Linked DNA regions of Homo sapiens: region 2 is linked to region 1. The links are chromatin loops, found by intact Hi-C in ENCODE. Cell type or tissue: PC-3. All regions are shown on one strand. Links, peaks and the distances in the headings refer to the core of each region. The heading gives the core; the rest is flanking DNA. Region 1 has its middle 25 kb from the start of LINC02020. Region 2 overlaps DGKG (diacylglycerol kinase gamma).

Region 1 (8,050 bases), core at 2,516-5,015:
ACAGCAGCTCTCCAGTTAAATAGAGCTGGGTTTTGCTAGCTGTGTGACTGTGAATAAATTACTTAACCTCTTGGAACCTTGATTTCTCATCTGTAAAATGGGTATCAATAGGATATTATAGGCTGTTGTGAGAATTAATAGATGTAATGAGGTAAAATGGAGTTACGTAGATAATCTGGCTCATAGTAGGTTCTCAATAAATGTTAGATAAATGTGAACTCAAGTTGGACAAAGAAGAGGGAAAAGTGAGTTCTAGGCCAAGAGAATAGCAAGGAGGGGAGGAGTGGCTCTGAGATGTTGAGGATGAGGAAGCCAAAAGGCCAGACCATGGGGGTGGGCTAGGGGAAGGGCTCTGGGGTTGAGCTGACGACCATGTCTATGTCCTCCCTCTGCAGAACTTCCATCAGACCCGTGACCACATTTCCCCAGACTTGGAGGAATCTGGGGAATGGTGCACCTGGGAGACTCCTGGCCTCTGTAATAACCCTCATGTAGCACAGAAGGCAGAGAAACAGCAACCCCACCAGGCTTCCCAGGCCTGAGGAACAAAGAGGGCCTGGACAGGGAGCATCTCAGCAGGAACTGAGACGAACGGTGGCTTGAAGGGTTGGGGACGCCTTCCTGCATCTTTTTCTCTGGTGGAGAAGACAGAGAGGCCTTTGCTCTCTTTCCTGGAGCTGAGGTTTGGACAGTGAGGAGAAGCTCCAAAAGAAACTGAGAGTGAATTACTGTACCCATCAGAATCAAGTCTCCAAGTAAGATTTAACTTAATTTAGAAGAAAGGTAACCTTACTTTCCCATTGTTATGGACTAAGCTTCGTACCGTGTACATATGTATAGAAAAATACTAGGTACTTGTATTAATCATGGCTTTTACTTTCTGTATTCTGATGCTTTGGCACCTGGGGCCTTGCTGACTCTGGAGGGACTGCCCCTCCCTGGATGAGTCAATTCCTAGAGACAGCGAACAACTTGTCCATGAGTATGTCTTGGAAATGCAAACCAATCAATCCAGAGCCCAAGCTCCAGCCACCTCCATGATAAGGCTCTGGGTCACTACTCACCTGCCCTAATCATCCCAGGGCCAGGACCAGACAACAGAGACAGCCCCTATGCACCAGAGCCACTGGAATTATTTAAACCAGTCAATCTGAAGCCCCCTTACCCTGCCTGACCTGTTCCTTCCCATGAAACCACAATAAGAGCTCTTGCCCACAGTTTACCCCTCCTTCCGCCTCCTGATGTTTCCCTGTGGCCCTCTCCCCCCATGGCATGGCATACACCCTCCTTTTGGGAACTGTAATAAACTATCTCTTAATGGCAATTGTCAACTGGTCTGTTTGCCTTACTGTACCTCAAGTGTTCTATTAATACTATATATATATATATTATATTTTTGAGACGCAATCTTTCTTTGTCGCCCAGGCTGGAGTGCAGTGGAGCAATCTCGGTTCACTGCAACCTCCGCCTCCTGGGTTCCAGTGATTCTCCTGCTTCAGCCTCCCAAACAGCTGGGATTACAGACAAGCACCACCACACCTGGCTAATTTTTTGTATTTTTAGTAGAGGCAGGGTTTCACCACACTGGCCGGGCTGGTCTCGAACTCCTGACCTCTGGTGATCCCCCCGCCTTGGCCTCCCAAAGTGCTGGGATTACAAGCATAAGCCACCGTGCCCAGCCAATACACTATATTTTAAAATAATGCCATTTATTGTTTACCCTGTGCCAGGCAAGAGAACAAGTGATTTAGACACACAGTCTCATTGCATCCTCACAATCACCTTATCAGGAAGGTTCTATCATTAACCCTGTTTTAAAGATGAAGAAACGTACTCCTAGAGAAGTTGGGTCACCTGCAAGCGGCATAAGGCAGGCTGTGAACCCAGGTCTGCCTGATTCCAAAAACCACGTGCTCTTAACCACTGTACTCCATTACCATGTGTGGAGTGCCTACTGGGTGCCAAAATATAGCATAAGACAGAAGCAGCCAAGGCCATTCCCGGGGACCCCAGACCCCAAGGGAAATGCCTTCCTTCCCCCCAGCCCCTGGAGATGTCCTTGGCTGCCTCCTTCTCACTGTGCTCTTGACCTTGGCTACTCTTGGGCAGTACCCAAAAGACCCAGGGAACACACTTCCCCTATTCCATGTCTCTCAGGACAAATGAGGAATTACAAATAAACCGTATTAATTCATCTGTGAACTCCAAGCCTCTGGCACAGTACCCGGCAATATTTTACATGGTATATAGCACCTAACAGGCTATATTCAAAAAATATCAGAAGATAGACGGGAGGAGACGGTCACCATGCCAGGCAGGGAATGTTTCCAGGGAGAACTGTAGCTGCAGGGAGTGGGACTTATCCTGACTGCCCTGGGAGATCGCTAATTTAGAGCACACCAGTGTGACAGTACATTTCTTTTGAAATGCAACTCAAAATCCGCTTCCTCCAGGAGGAATGCCAAGTGGCGTCCCGGAACAGGACAAGTTGTACTTCACAGGAGATGGGAAGCTAGAGGGGGGAAATGCCATCATTAATCCACCAAGCAGCAGGGGGTGGGGGCGCTTGCCTCCAACAGGCATGGCTGGAAAAATAAGCAGCTCTGGCTTGTGCTCCTCCCTGTGTCCCTGCCACGACTGTGAAGGGCTAAGAACACAGCAGAAAAGGTTCCAGTTCATTTACAAGCCTCGGCTATTTTTAGTTCATCGATCCCTGGGCGCGGTGTGTGTGTGTTGAGGGGGGCCGGGGGACGGGGCTTGCAGAGCTCACGGTTTGAGGTGGAAGCTGGGGAAAGCTTTAGAATTCTTTTCATAGAACAGGTACTCTGTTCACTACGCACCATCCAGCCTCTGGAGACCTAACCGCTTTTCTTGGGGCAGGAAGAAGGAGCAGTGTCAGGGGAGGGAGGAGACTGAAATGAGAAAGGGAACGAGGCAAGAGGCGGTGACGCCCTTGTGCCAATGACCAAATTGGGTCAGAAAGAACAACCTTTTGAATGCAAGTCAGGAAATGTGAATCGCTGCCTCAGCAGGGCCAGGTGCATGCCTAGTGGGTGCCGGCCCAGCCTGACCAGGGAACTGTGACTGTACCTCCTGCCGCTCTAGAGAACCAGACCGATGACCATCTAGAAGTGCACTGATCTTTATTCCTTGCCTGGTGCCCTGTGGCCAGTTCAATTCCTATTATCAACCCCTCCTTAAAGCTGTCAGGGAAAAGGAAGGAGAAGTTCACATTTAAAGATGGATCTAAATGGTGAAAGAGGTGAAAATCATTGCCTTAAAAGAGATCACCTGTGGATTTTGTGAGTTATTAATTCTATGATCCCTACCGTGTCTGATTCTGATTGGCTATATATAAATTAAAAAACGGCTCTTTTTTCATATCACCTCTACAGCCCCTGCAAGTTAAAAATATCATTACCCGGCTTTTCTCCTTCTAAGTGTAGGCTGCTTGATTTAAGACATTTTGCAAACTTGTCTTTGTTCCAAGGATTTTTAAGCAAAAAAGGTGAGTCATAGTAGCAACTCAATAGATGTTGAGCTGATTTGTGTTACTAAGAAGTTGTGGGTAAATTGCAGTTTTGAATTTTTGGAAACGGAATCATATTGTAAATGTCCTGGACAGTTCAACAGTTGTGGGACTCCTCTGGCGAGTCCTATGCAGAAACCTCCTCTTACTTGAGTCACTCAGCAGCATTCGATGCAATCACCCATGGCTTCCTTCTTGAAACGGGTGTGATTCCTTGACCCTCACACTCACTTGGCTTGTCCCCAGGTTGCTGACTGTTCCTTCTCAGGCTCCTCTGCTGTCCTCCCTGCCTCTACCACACCTCAGTGTACTGGAAGGACCTGCATTCTACCTTTGTTCCTCCTGGCTTCATTTCCTCCTTCCTAGAGAAAACTGGAGGATGCCCATCCTGGCACTCTGATGACTCTCAAATTTCTGCCTGCCTTTTCTTTTCTTTTCTTTTCTTTTCTTTTCTTTTCTTTTCTTTTCTTTTCTTTTCTTTTCTTTCTTCCTTCCTTCCTTCCTTCCTTCCTTCCTTCCTTCCTTCCTTCCTTCCCTTGTTTCTTTCTTTCTCTCTCTCCTTTTTTTTTGTCTTGCTCTATCACTCAGGCTGGAGTGCAGTGTCATGATCTCAACTCACTGCAGCCTCTGCCTCCCGGGTTCAAGCAATTCTAGTGCCTCAGCCTCCTGAGTAGCTGGGATTACAGGCGCCAGCCACCACTCCTGGATAATTGTTTTGTATTTTTAGTAGAGATGGGGTTTCACTATGTTGGCCAGCCTTGTCTTAAACCTCTGACCTCAGGTGATCTGCCCACCTCGGCCTCCCAAAGTGCTGGGATTAGAGGCTTGAGCCACCGCACCTGGTCGACTGCCAAATTTCTATCTCTAGCTGGATCTCTCGCTGAGTTCTAGATGTGCAAACACCACTGCCTGCTGGCCATCATCACCTGCCTGTCCGTTAGGCAGCTCGAACTTAGCAAGGACAAAATTGATAGATTGCTTTTTATCCCTTAAAATATACCTCTCCCCTAGTGTTCCCCATTTCAGTATATGTGGCATCATCAACCCAGCTGCTAGAGCCAAAAAACCAGCAATCATTCTTGATTCCTCTCTTTCGTTCATCCCCTACACTCAATTCATTTGTAATCCTGCTGGTTCTAATGCAGTGTATAATCAGGATCTGGTCACTTCTCAGCACCTCTGCTGTTCTGCCATCCCTCCCTGGACTATTTCACCAGCCTCTTTCCCAGGTCCCTGCTTCCTCCCTTGCCTTCCAGTCCATCCTCCATAGAACAGAGCAATCCTTTTAAAAATATAAATCAGACTCTATCACTCCTCTGCTTAAAACCCACACTGATAATAACATCCAGCTTCCTCATCGAGGCCTTCACCAGTCTAAATCAAGGGTTAACAAATTATGGCCCTTTGTTTCTCTCTCCCACCACTTTTTGTAAATAAAGTTTTATTGGAGCATGCACACCCCCATCACCCCCATCTATAGATGACTTATCTATGGCTGCATCTAAAGATGAATTATCTATGGCTGCTTTGGTACCACAAGGGCAGAGTTGAGTAGCTGTGACAGAGTCGGTGTGACAAAGCCTAAAATACGAGCTATCTGGCCCTTTACAGAGAGTGTTTGCCATCCTCTGTCCTACATAGTCTGGCTCCTGCCTCTTCAGTCATGGCTGTCTTTATTCCCATCCTGGCTCATAAGGTTCTAATCACATCACTGCTTTCTTTCATATATATATATATTTATTATACTTTAAGTTCTAGGGTACATGTGCACAACGTGCAGGTTTGTTACATATGTATACATGTGCCATGTTGGTGCACTGCACCCATTAACTCGTCATTTACATTAGGTCTATCACCTAATACTATCCCTCCCCCCTCCCCCCACTCCACAACAGGCCCTGGTGTGTGATGTTCCCCTTCCTGTGTCCAAGTGTTCTCCTTGTTCAGTTCCCACCTATGAGTGAGAACATGCGGTGTTTGTTTTTTTTGTCCTTGCGATAGTTTGCTGAGAATGATGGTTTCCAGCTTCATCCATGTCCCTACAAAGGACAAGAACTCATCCTTTTTATGGCTGCATAGTATTTCATGACACACCACTGCTTTCTCCTCCTCACCTATGCTAAGCTTGTTCTAGCTGGCGCATCTTTGCACTTGGAGTTCTTGCTCGCTTTGTCCTCCCCACGGATCTCCACACAGCTGCTTTCTCACCACTTAGGTCTGAGCTCAGACGTTACCCCCACAATTACTGTTCTGGCTAAAACATCCCACGCCAGTTATTCTCTATCAGAGTATCCTGCTTCATCTTCTTCACAGTGCCTATCGCCAAGGAAAAAAATGTCCATGTCTATGTCTGCAACTATGCCTGTGTCTTCATGTCTCAATACGTGTAACTGCAAATATGAAAGTATGAGTTAATTATCTGTCTTCCCCACTAAAAAATGAGGTGCTTGAGAGCAGAGACTGCTTTACACACCTCTAAGTACCCAAGATCTTCTACTGTGCCTGGCACATAGTAGAAACTCGTGTATATTTGTTTACTGACTGACTGCATCTTTGTAAAGCAAATTATTCTAGATGGCATGACCAATCAGACCTTACTTTGTTATGCAAATTCAGATATTCGTATATCAAATTTTCTTGATGTGGTTTGTACCTACGTATTTCACTGCTGGCCAAATATGAATTTCAAAAGGTATGTGTTGTTATTTTTATTGTTTTAGACTTAATATCTACCACTTATTGAGTGCTCAGCACTGACTAGATGCTTTACCTATAGAATCTTGTTTTAGTTCTTATGACAACCCTGTGAGGGAGGTGTTACTATCTCCATTTACAGGTGAGGAAACTAGGGCATGAAGCTGCTAAGCAACTTGCCCTGGGTCACACAGCTAGAAATTGACAGAGCCAGAATTTTAACCCACGGCTGTGTGACTCCGAATCCCATGTTGTTACTGTTACTCCAGGCTGTGGGTGAGTCCTTCCTCAATGCTTCCCCCCATAATCAACAAATCTTTCATGCATTTGTGGATTCACTTATACCATCCTGTCAGGCTCTAGGGAACATTCAGACATCTCTGCATCACACACCAAAGGCCCAGGGTGTTCCCGTTTTCTTCAGATTCCTACTTCACCAGAGAGTTGACAGAGTAGAAACGTCTCTCCACTCTCATATTCTGCCATTAGTCACCAATGACTAATTTGGGGAGTATGAAGATGATCTGCTTTTAAGAGTTTCTTGCAAAAGGCAAACAGCCTTGGAAAGGGTAGCACTTTATCAGAGATGAGTTGGCAGCTGTCTGAGCCTGGAGTCCTGGGGAGGAGGACCCTGACAGACAGAGAAGAGAGGAAGAGCTGAAGGCAACATTCATTCATTTTGTCCATTTAATGACAGAGAAAGATGTTCTCTCTATAATTAGGCAAATAACAGTGGGTTATAGCATGGTGTGTACAGTATCATCCATTTTCCATATACATAGGAAGAAGACCAGAAGATTCCATACCTATTAACAATGTTAAGTCTGAGCAGTAGAGTTATGGCTGATTTTTTTCTTCCATTTTTGCTTTTGTTCTTTTCTTCCACTGGAAAAGACATCTCTCTCAGTAGTGCTCTCTTTTCCTCCCCAGGCCACCACTGTGGTCATTCTAGAACCAGACTGTTCTGGTGCCTGCCAAAGGGTCTCCTCCCTCAAAGCCCTCTTGGCTCCAAGATGTCCTGCACACAGCTGCCAGGTTAAAACATAGCTCAGACTATGGAAATGCTCAAGACAGCCCCTTCCCAAGCAGTCACTCTCAAGGGTCACAAGTCTAGGCACACTTCTCAGGTGGGAGAGGTCAGGAATTGCAAAGAGCAGGAGCAGGTGTGTGAGTGCCGGCTGGTTTCCATGGTCACTGAGTTGTAGCCGGGACAGAGCGAGCTGGCTCTTAGGACTCAGGGAATCTGTAGCCTGGGTTATCTTTCCCAGGTGGCAGCTTTATGAATTGCTCCTTTTGGCCTGCAGTCAACTGAGCCAAGCAGATTATCTCAAGGCCCCAGAAGTGAGTTATGGGTCTAGGTGAGAACAGCCTTCTGAGCAAGTAATGACAGTGAGCTTCCCCAGGTGGTTCCCAAATGCCTTGAACCCTTTCAGCACCTCGGTTTCCACAGAAGCAAAACAGCAACAGCAGAGGTAAGGCAGAGGCTGCAGAGAGGAAAGACCACCCCCCACCCCCACGACCGCATGCCTATAAACAAGCCTCTGGGGACTTGGATGGCACTCTGGGAAAACACCAGGGGCATTTATCTCAATTACACATTTTTCCTGCATTAGCCTAGAAAACTTTCACTGGAAAAAGACAGTCTGCTTAACTTGCAGGCTACTTATCAAATCAGGCTGCAGCAGTAAACATTAGTCTCTCACAGCTGGGTTCATTTCAGGGGGTGCAGACTGAGAGGAATCTGGGATAATGAAATATCATTAAATGGAAACAGCTTGTTATGAAGTAGGATGAGTCCAGGTTTGTAAAAGAATGTGAAAAATATGG
Region 2 (8,050 bases), core at 3,549-6,048, 130 kb before region 1:
ATCCCATCCCAGGGGAACACAGCACAGCTTGAGGAATGTCCCTCCTGCATGTGCTATCCCTGAACTTTTCTCATAGGCTCCATTACAAGAGTAACACTCTTGGGCTGGTTTCATGATCAGTAAAAGCTACGGTAAGGTGATGAGGATCGATGGTCATGGATGTAGTGTCCAATATGCGGGACTCAAATGTAATTCTTACTTCTGGGGTGCGTATGCATTTGGGCTGGTCACTGCAACCAGACCTCAGCCTGTGCCCAGGCTTCTTTTATGATCTCCAGAGGAGCTCACATTCTTTTCCAAATGCTGGCTTTCTCCTCTGGGCCAGAGAAGCTATTTTCTTCTCATTACCTCAAACCCTGCTTCTTCCAGGACATGAGTTTTATAGAATTAAAACCCTCTTATCTAACGGTCTCCACTTTAGTAAATGCATTCACAAACTGATAATGATTCATCAAAAGATTGATTCATTCATTTATTCGTTTGACCAACATCTACCTCAAGGGCTTTTTGTAAGAATTAAATGACATCATGTAAGTAAAGCTTCTAGTTCAATGCCTGACATATTGTAAATTCAAACTTTCATTAAATTCTTATTCCATTCCAGATGCCGGAAGACACAAAATAAACTAAAAAGTGTTTGTTGACGTGGAAGGAGGTAGATTTGTTCCCATTCTAGAAATGAGAAACAGAGATTTGGAGAAGTTCGGTAACTAGCCCAAGCCCACATAGATAATGAGGGACTGAATGAGTAGTCAGACTTGGGTCTTTTGCTGGCCAGAGCCCATGCTCTTTCCATCCTGCTCCTCTACCTCACAAGCCAGGGTTTTCCTGTATGGGTAGAAGGAAAATGATAGCACTCTTCAGCAGACTTCTTCGTGGAGCCCAAAGGATTGTCAGTGTATCTGAAAACACCTCTAGTAGCTAAGTCAGTTAGCTCATCCCCCTTTCTCAGCTACTATTTTTATGGATATAAGAAGTGCATGGACCGTGACTTGGGATAAAGTAACGTTTCTGCTTGGGTTATAGCACCATCATGTGGCTCTTTCCTTTCCACATGATGGTGGCTGCAGAACGTGGGCGTAGCCTTCCTCGTGCTCACCAGGTTTTATGCTGCTGCTACGATTTTCCTGGGAGAGAGTCTGTTTTGCAAATATCTCATTCAGTGATTCCCCAGACTTTTCAGTGGTTGTATGTGGGTTTTGAAAAAGCCCAAGAAGCAATGGACTTTTAAGACATTGATGGGGGCTTTCTCCAAAACCCCAAATAGTAAGTGTTAAAAACTTTTAAAGTACATATTTAAAAATAAGTGCATAAAACTCTTGATTAATAAAACTAAACTTGCATTGGCCACTTTCCTGATATAAATGAGAGTTTTCTACAAGGCTGATCTGGCATTTAGGGGAGACATTTGGGAGAATGCTGAGGAAGTAGATGGGCTCTCCTTCCTCCTGCCACAAGACAGCGGGTCTTTTCCATGCAAAGAGTTGGTGGTATTTTGAACCTCAGCAAGTCCAAAGTAGAACAGAAAATGGAAATTGATTCCCTGTAACTAAAATGTCCCATCTTTATTCCCTAAATGAGAAAAAAAAAATGGTGTTTTGGAACAGAACTTCCATTTTGTCTTGAGTATAATCTTAAGTGAGTAAAGTCAGCAGAAAGCATATCTAACTTATCTGAGCCCTTCCAGTTCCTGGATCACATGGGTTCTTGTACATAAAGCTTCTTGGCAAGGGATCATTGGGTGAGAGGCGTGATGTGAGCGAGTAAGGGGGATGATCTCTGGTGCTAGTTCGGTGGATGTCCTTGGGCAAGTTCCTTCATTTCTCTGGGTCTCAGTTTGTAAAAGAAAGGGGATCAACCAGGGACCACAAAGATCTTTTCCAGCTTGACTTTCTAGGGTTCTAAGGAATAAGAAGGGGGTCATGTAGATCCTGGTTCCTTGATTTCTCCTTAGAGCTTGGAAAGCACTGGACATGCTATGAAATGATTGCAAGATTCATAGTTCTTGAGCTTCAGAAATGGGGGCTCAGCTTTAGTCCTGAATTGCAGAGCTATGAAATGAAGATATTATAGGCAACTTGGTCAGCTAGAGGCTCACCCAGCTGCACTTGCTGCCCTGTTCCTCTCTATGGAATAGTCTCAAAGAGGTGTAATCTTTGAGATCTGTAATCTCAAAGTAGTGTTGTCACACAACTGGTGTGACTAGTAAACGCTTAATGTCACCATTTGTGCTCCTACTAGTTTTAGTCTTCCCTACCTCATGCATGGAAGTGAGTTCACTTGGTAAATAGGTGGAGAATACAGTAACTGGGTCAGATGAAGGTATATATAACAATCAGTTTCACATTAAGCCTGTACACATATGCCCTACTCTGATCAAATGGGAGATTTGCCTAACACACCCAGAACTTTCTTTCATTTGTGTTTTTAATCAAGCTGTTCTCCAAGCCATAAACTCTCTCTAGGTCTTTAAGGCCACCTGCTCTTTATTCTCAAGAATGGGACATCAAAATCTCATGCATTCTTCAGGGACAAGTCAACACCTTCCAAGGTTTCTTCCCACTGGCCTAACTCTCATGTGTGGGATATTACAAAGTGCAACATCTTTGGTGTCAGAGACAAATCCTCACTCCTCCTTTTGCTCCTTAGGGTCAGAACCTCAGTTTTCCATCTGTATAAATTGGGATAAAAATATTTACCTTATCTGGTTGTTTTGATTATTAAATAAGATACCACTAATGGAAGCCACCCCCACAACAGATCCGTATTTTTTCCTCTCTCCCTTCGTTCTTTCCTCTCACCCTTCCTTCCCCAATTCTCTTAGCATTTTTAAACCTAATTTGTTGAAAAGACAGAATTCTTCTTTGAAGTTTGTGGCCCTTTGCCTGGTTGAGTATAAGGTTCTTGCAGGCAGATAATGTGTCTGTATTCCCTCACAGCATGCAGAACAGTATTTTTAAAGTAGTAATAATGTAGTAAATGTCTGTCAAATGAATATACTTCAGGCACTAATGGATACAAAATAATGTAAATAGAGAGGACTTTGGGGCTGGTCATGGCACGTCTGTTGGGCAGTCTGGAGCAGAAGCCAAAGTGATATGTTGATATTAACATGAAGCCCAATGTTCCTGAATGGCAAGAGATCTCTGAACTCCAGCTTGTTGACTTACAGAGTCATCCATCCCCAGGAGGACCAGCAATGGGATGGTGGTCATCCCTCCATGGACCCATTCCTGTAGAGACACAAAGCCGTCCCGGTCGTAGTCCATCCCTTGCAGCATCTCCTTCAATATCTGTGGAATCCAAAGAGCAATCATTGTCCATTTTCATCATCGACATGTCTACCTGCCTTCTGCCTCTGCTGTCTTGTTCATCTTGCATTATCTGGTTTGTGTTTTACCCCTTTCCCCTCCTGTTAAGTGTGAATAGAGCAGACTGGGAGTGAGGAGGCCAGGCTTCCAGGTCTGGCTCTGCCCTTGGGCCTTGGGCCAGTCACCCTGACTCTGTGGGCTCTGGTTTGCTTATCTGTAAAAATGGAAATAATATTGTTGTGTTTGTGGCACTGTAGCAGGGATTAGAGAAAATGAATGTAAAGTGAATAACAAAATACCTGACACATAGGAGCCCCCAAATGTAATTATTCTTATAATTCATATTATCTGGTGATTGAGGAAGATCTCTACAATTCTTTCTAATAGAAATCTCTACAGTTCTCTCTAAATTCTTTGACTGATGAATTTCTGCTATAACATTTTAGTTCTGGTGAAAAGATTAGCATGGTTATTTCAGTTATGTCTGCACGTTTTCCTGCTGCCTACATTTTTCCTATCAGAGAGGTAGGAGGTAAAGTGCAGGACTCCAAAGAAGCTGCCTATAAGAAGATGAGTCTGGGAGCACCTGCAGGGTTAACACTCATTCATGTCTTGAGTGTGTCCCCCTCCCGTCTTAGAAGCTCACTCCAAAGCCACCCCATCCTTATAGAAACTCACAGGCCTCAGCTCTGTGGGATCCCACTCCAGGTACTGGGCAATATGCAGCATTTGGTTGACAATGCAATCCATCTCCTAGAAAATAGCAAAGGGAGAAAATATCAAAAGGAGACAACCAGAGATGTGTCATTAAGAGCCGAACTCAAAATTAAGCCCAGTGGGAAGAGGGACAGGGCAGGGCAAGAGAAGAAGCTGGTGCAGTAACTGCCATTTTGTGAGGAGCTCAGTTTATTTCTGTCTCGACCACAAAGCTCACGAGAAGCACAGAGCATGCATAAGCTGGAGGTATGCAAAAAGCTCATAAACACTGACTTCCTCCTGGACCCACCTTCCTTCCCTTATTCTGTGCTTTAACTTGGAAAGCATAGAAAGCACTCCTATTTTTATCCCTCTTTGTGATTATAGCTTCCACAAATACTTACAAATCAAGGCAGATTTCTCCTGTCACTTCTTATCACTCATCCCCACAGCTGTAGCAACTTGGGATCCATCTCTCAGCTCGAGGCCAGTTTCTCTTGCATGGAGGGTTACTGTGTGTGTCTCAGCTCAGGTACCATGATTTTGATTCCTTTTGTTATCTCCTCTGTTTCCTTTTTACCATGGTCCAGCCCTTAGCCCAGCCCCCAGGAGTCCGTGAACAGGAAACTCATGAGGAATATGTTTACTTGATGACTGAGCCTTTTGGTACTGAGGCCAGGCTCCATCTAAAACCTCACAGAATTGTTGGCTGCCAATGAGTCAGTGTTCTGAGAGCCCCGCTGAAACACACCAGACTGAAGAGGCATTTGGTGTCAAAGTTAGCACCATTTAGGCACCAGTTAAGATGTTCACAGTAAGATTGCTTTGGGAGGACATGTTGGTAGACTGAAGCAAGGTTCAAAAGTGTTACCTCTGCCAGATAGAATGCCGGGTCCAAATAGCAAGCTAAAACCCAGCAGGGATTTTAAAAAATTGTATTTTATTTAAGTTAAAAAACAATCCATTGCAAAACTACAGGATAGGCCAGTAGATGAGGGTAAGAAAGTGGGCACAAAGGTGGGGAAAGGTTTTGGCAGAAGTTCCAAAAGAAAAGAGCTTGTGAATCTCTGGTTGGGTCCAAGATTTAAAGAGAAAACGTATTTCAGGAACCAAGAATTGGACTCAGTCTTGGGCTATGAAAATAGAAGCAGAGTTGGCAGATTTAAAAAAGAAAAAGTTCCCCTGAGGTCTTCCTGGTCAGGCCACATTTGGATACTTAAAGAATCATAGGGGACGGATTCTGTTCTGTGCCACATTCCAGGAATGGCATTTACAAACCAGAGCTTGTCCAAAGTGGATATTTAAGCCTGCCTTATGAGAACCAGTGTAGGAATAGAGAAATTTTAGCTTGGAGAAGATTTTAGGGGAGATGTGATAGCACCTTCAAATACTCGAAGGCCTATTGTATGGGATAGGTATTCCATTTGTCCTGGCCAGGTATGGGGGACAGAAGGAAGCAGAGAGGGATGCAGGGAAGGAAGGAGTTGAGGACTGGCTTATTTTGGCCTCCCTGTTGGATTGGGGGAGAAGGGGAGCAGAAGCAGGTTTTGAGTTGAAAACGATTCCCCACCACAAAGAGGAGTGCCTGTGTTCGAGAAGGAAGCCCTCTCCAGCAGTCACCCCCAGCAGTGGAATGGCTGTCTTAAGGTAGGAGTCCATATGACAGGGATTCCGGTGAAAGGTTGAATCAGATAACTCTTTTGAGATTTGCTTCAGTCTTCCAATATTACCTTTAAAACGTATCTGGAATTTAACAACTTCTTACTACCTGCAATGATTCTACCCTGTACAAGTCTACACCATTTCATGCCTTGATTATTTCAACGGCCTCCTAACCAGTATCCCTGCTTGCATTCCCTCTGTCACCCAGGCTGGAGTGCAGTGGCGCCATCTCGGCTCATGGCAACCTCCACCTCCTGGGTTCAAGTGATTCTCCCATCTCAGCCTCCCGAGTAGCTGGGACTACAGGCGCCCGCCACCACACCCGGATAATTTCTTTTGTATTTTTAGTAGAGACGGGGTTTTGCCATGTTGGCTAGGCTGGTCTCAAACTCCTGACCTCTGGTGATCCGCCCACCTCAGCTTCCCAAAGTACTGGGATTATAGGCTTGAACTACTGCACCCAGAGTACAGTGATTCTGTTAAAACATAAGTCAATCACATCACTCCTCTGCTCAAGATCGTCAATGGTTCTCCATTTCTCTGGAGTAAAAGATACACTTTTTTTTTTTAATTTTTTTGAGACGGAGTCTCCCTCTGTCGCCCAGGCTGGAGTAAGTGGCGTGATCTTGGCTCACTGCAACCTCCACCTCCAGGGTTCAAGCAATTCTCCTGCCTCAGCCTCCTGAGTAGCTGGGACTACAGGTGTGTGCCAACATGCCCGGCTAATTTTTGTATTTTTAGTAGAAACGGGGTTTCACCATATTGGCCAGGCTGGGCTCGAACTCCTGACCTCGTGATCTGCCCGCCTCCCAAAGTGCTGGGGTTACAGGCAAGAGTCACTCGCCTGGCCAAAGATAAACACTATTAATCACCTATAACGTTTAATAAGATTTGCAAACTCCCCACTCTCCTACCCCCATCCCATGACTTCTCTGATCTCATCCCCTATTACTTCCTCACTGTGATCTCATCTGTTTACTCATTCTGCTCCATTCACACTGGCCCGGAGTGAATCTTCTAACATCCTAGGGACCCTCAGGACCCTCGCACTCACTGTTCTTTCTCCTGGAAGGCTCTTCCCCTAGAATTACTCCCTCACCTTCTTCATGCCTCTGTTCAGATGCCCCCTCCTAGAGAGGCCTTCCTCGGCGACCCTCGCTAAAGCTTCAACTTCTTCCAACATTTCCTTTCCTTTATTTTTCTTCTCAGCACCCATCCCTACCTGACACATGTTTTTACTATGCTGCTTAGTGTCTGTGCTTGGACTAGAATGAAAGCTTCATGAGGGCATGGAACTTTGTCAGTTGGCTACACTGCCATACCCTCAGTGCTTAGAAGAGTGCCTGACATAATGCAGATACTCAGTAAATATGTGTTGACCAAATGCTTGAGAATCTGTGATTCTCTGGATGTTTCCTCAAATGACCCAACCCGCAGCATTGCAATGTAGCTGGAGGGATCCCATAGAGGCACCCTGGGGTTTAGAGGGAATTGGGATGATTCAGTTTGTCTAGTGGACTTCTTCCCTTCCTTCCTTCCTCTGGTCTGACTCAGCCCCATGCATCTCAACCTCAGGGCCTTCCTGTTAATGAGCCCTATCTCTGACATTGACAGTCAGGACAACAGGGCCTGTCTGACTCTGTTTGCCTTCTTCTCTTTCCATTCTTCCTTTTACTCCACGAGCCTTGATCGATCCTTGCCTGTTCCTGAAGGGGTGAGGGTGAGTCTCAGGCTTTCTCAGGTGCAATGGGATGGGAACATGTACTTAGAGCAGACAGAACCAGACTCCTAGGCTAGTGCCCTGGAGTAGGAGAGGCAGCCAAGGGTGACGGCAAAGCACATCAGCAGTGACCAGCAGCCTCCTTCCTCTGAAATCAGCAGTAACCAGCAGCCTCCTTCCTTGCACATCAACAGTAACCAGCAGCCTCCTTCCTCGTGCCCTTTTCCCTTGGTCTTGTTGCCTCCCCCGCCCTCTCCTCTTGGCCTCAGGACTCCTGCAGGAAATTGCAGGAGGCGCTTGTGAACTGAATGGGAAGTTAAACTAGGTGACATGCTAAAGCATCCCTCCATCCTGAGATTTGATGATCCCAGGCTTCTAGAGCGAAAAGGTAAGTTGGCATTCACGCTCTGCAAGGCCGGCCCTTTGGAAATAGCGGGTGGAGAGGTCCTAGTCGGATTTCCTCAGCCTGCATCGAGACATTGCTATTACTACAAAGACGGAACTGAACATTTTCAGATTCTTCCTCTGCTTGCTCCCTGCTCCCCCAGCCTTTCTCAGGTCCATGAGGGATATTTAGAGTGAGAACTTACCGCTTGGTCCAGGAGACCGTTCTCATCTGAATCATAGAGGCGAAACATGACTGTAAGAAACACAGAGGTAA

Evidence for each region. A loop is a pair of places that touch in the nucleus more often than their neighbours do. Peaks named below come from ENCODE experiments on the same cell type or tissue, not always from the same donor. Only the 100,000 strongest peaks of a DNase experiment are listed, where the experiment ranks them.
Region 2: a loop joins it to region 1, with 3.0 times the contacts of the local background. A loop is called at or near these places in 6 of 110 quality-filtered maps.

What each region holds. Positions count from the first base shown.
Region 1 is chr3:186,411,285-186,419,334 of GRCh38, forward strand. No RefSeq gene overlaps it. Among named protein-coding and RNA genes, the nearest start is that of LINC02020, 25 kb to the right of the region's middle. RefSeq lists an enhancer at 2,852-3,571. In PC-3, for the core only: no CTCF peak of the experiment used is centred there; DNase peaks (open chromatin) are centred at 2,967 and 3,717; H3K4me3 peaks cover 1,970 bases; H3K27ac peaks cover 2,407 bases.
Region 2 is chr3:186,276,681-186,284,730 of GRCh38, forward strand. DGKG (diacylglycerol kinase gamma) reads right to left here. Exons shown (of 25, transcript NM_001346.3): 7 at 7,980-8,029; 8 at 3,990-4,064; 9 at 3,171-3,293. Among named protein-coding and RNA genes, the nearest start is that of DGKG, 82 kb to the right of the region's middle. In PC-3, for the core only: no CTCF peak of the experiment used is centred there; a DNase peak (open chromatin) is centred at 4,681; H3K27ac peaks cover 1,716 bases.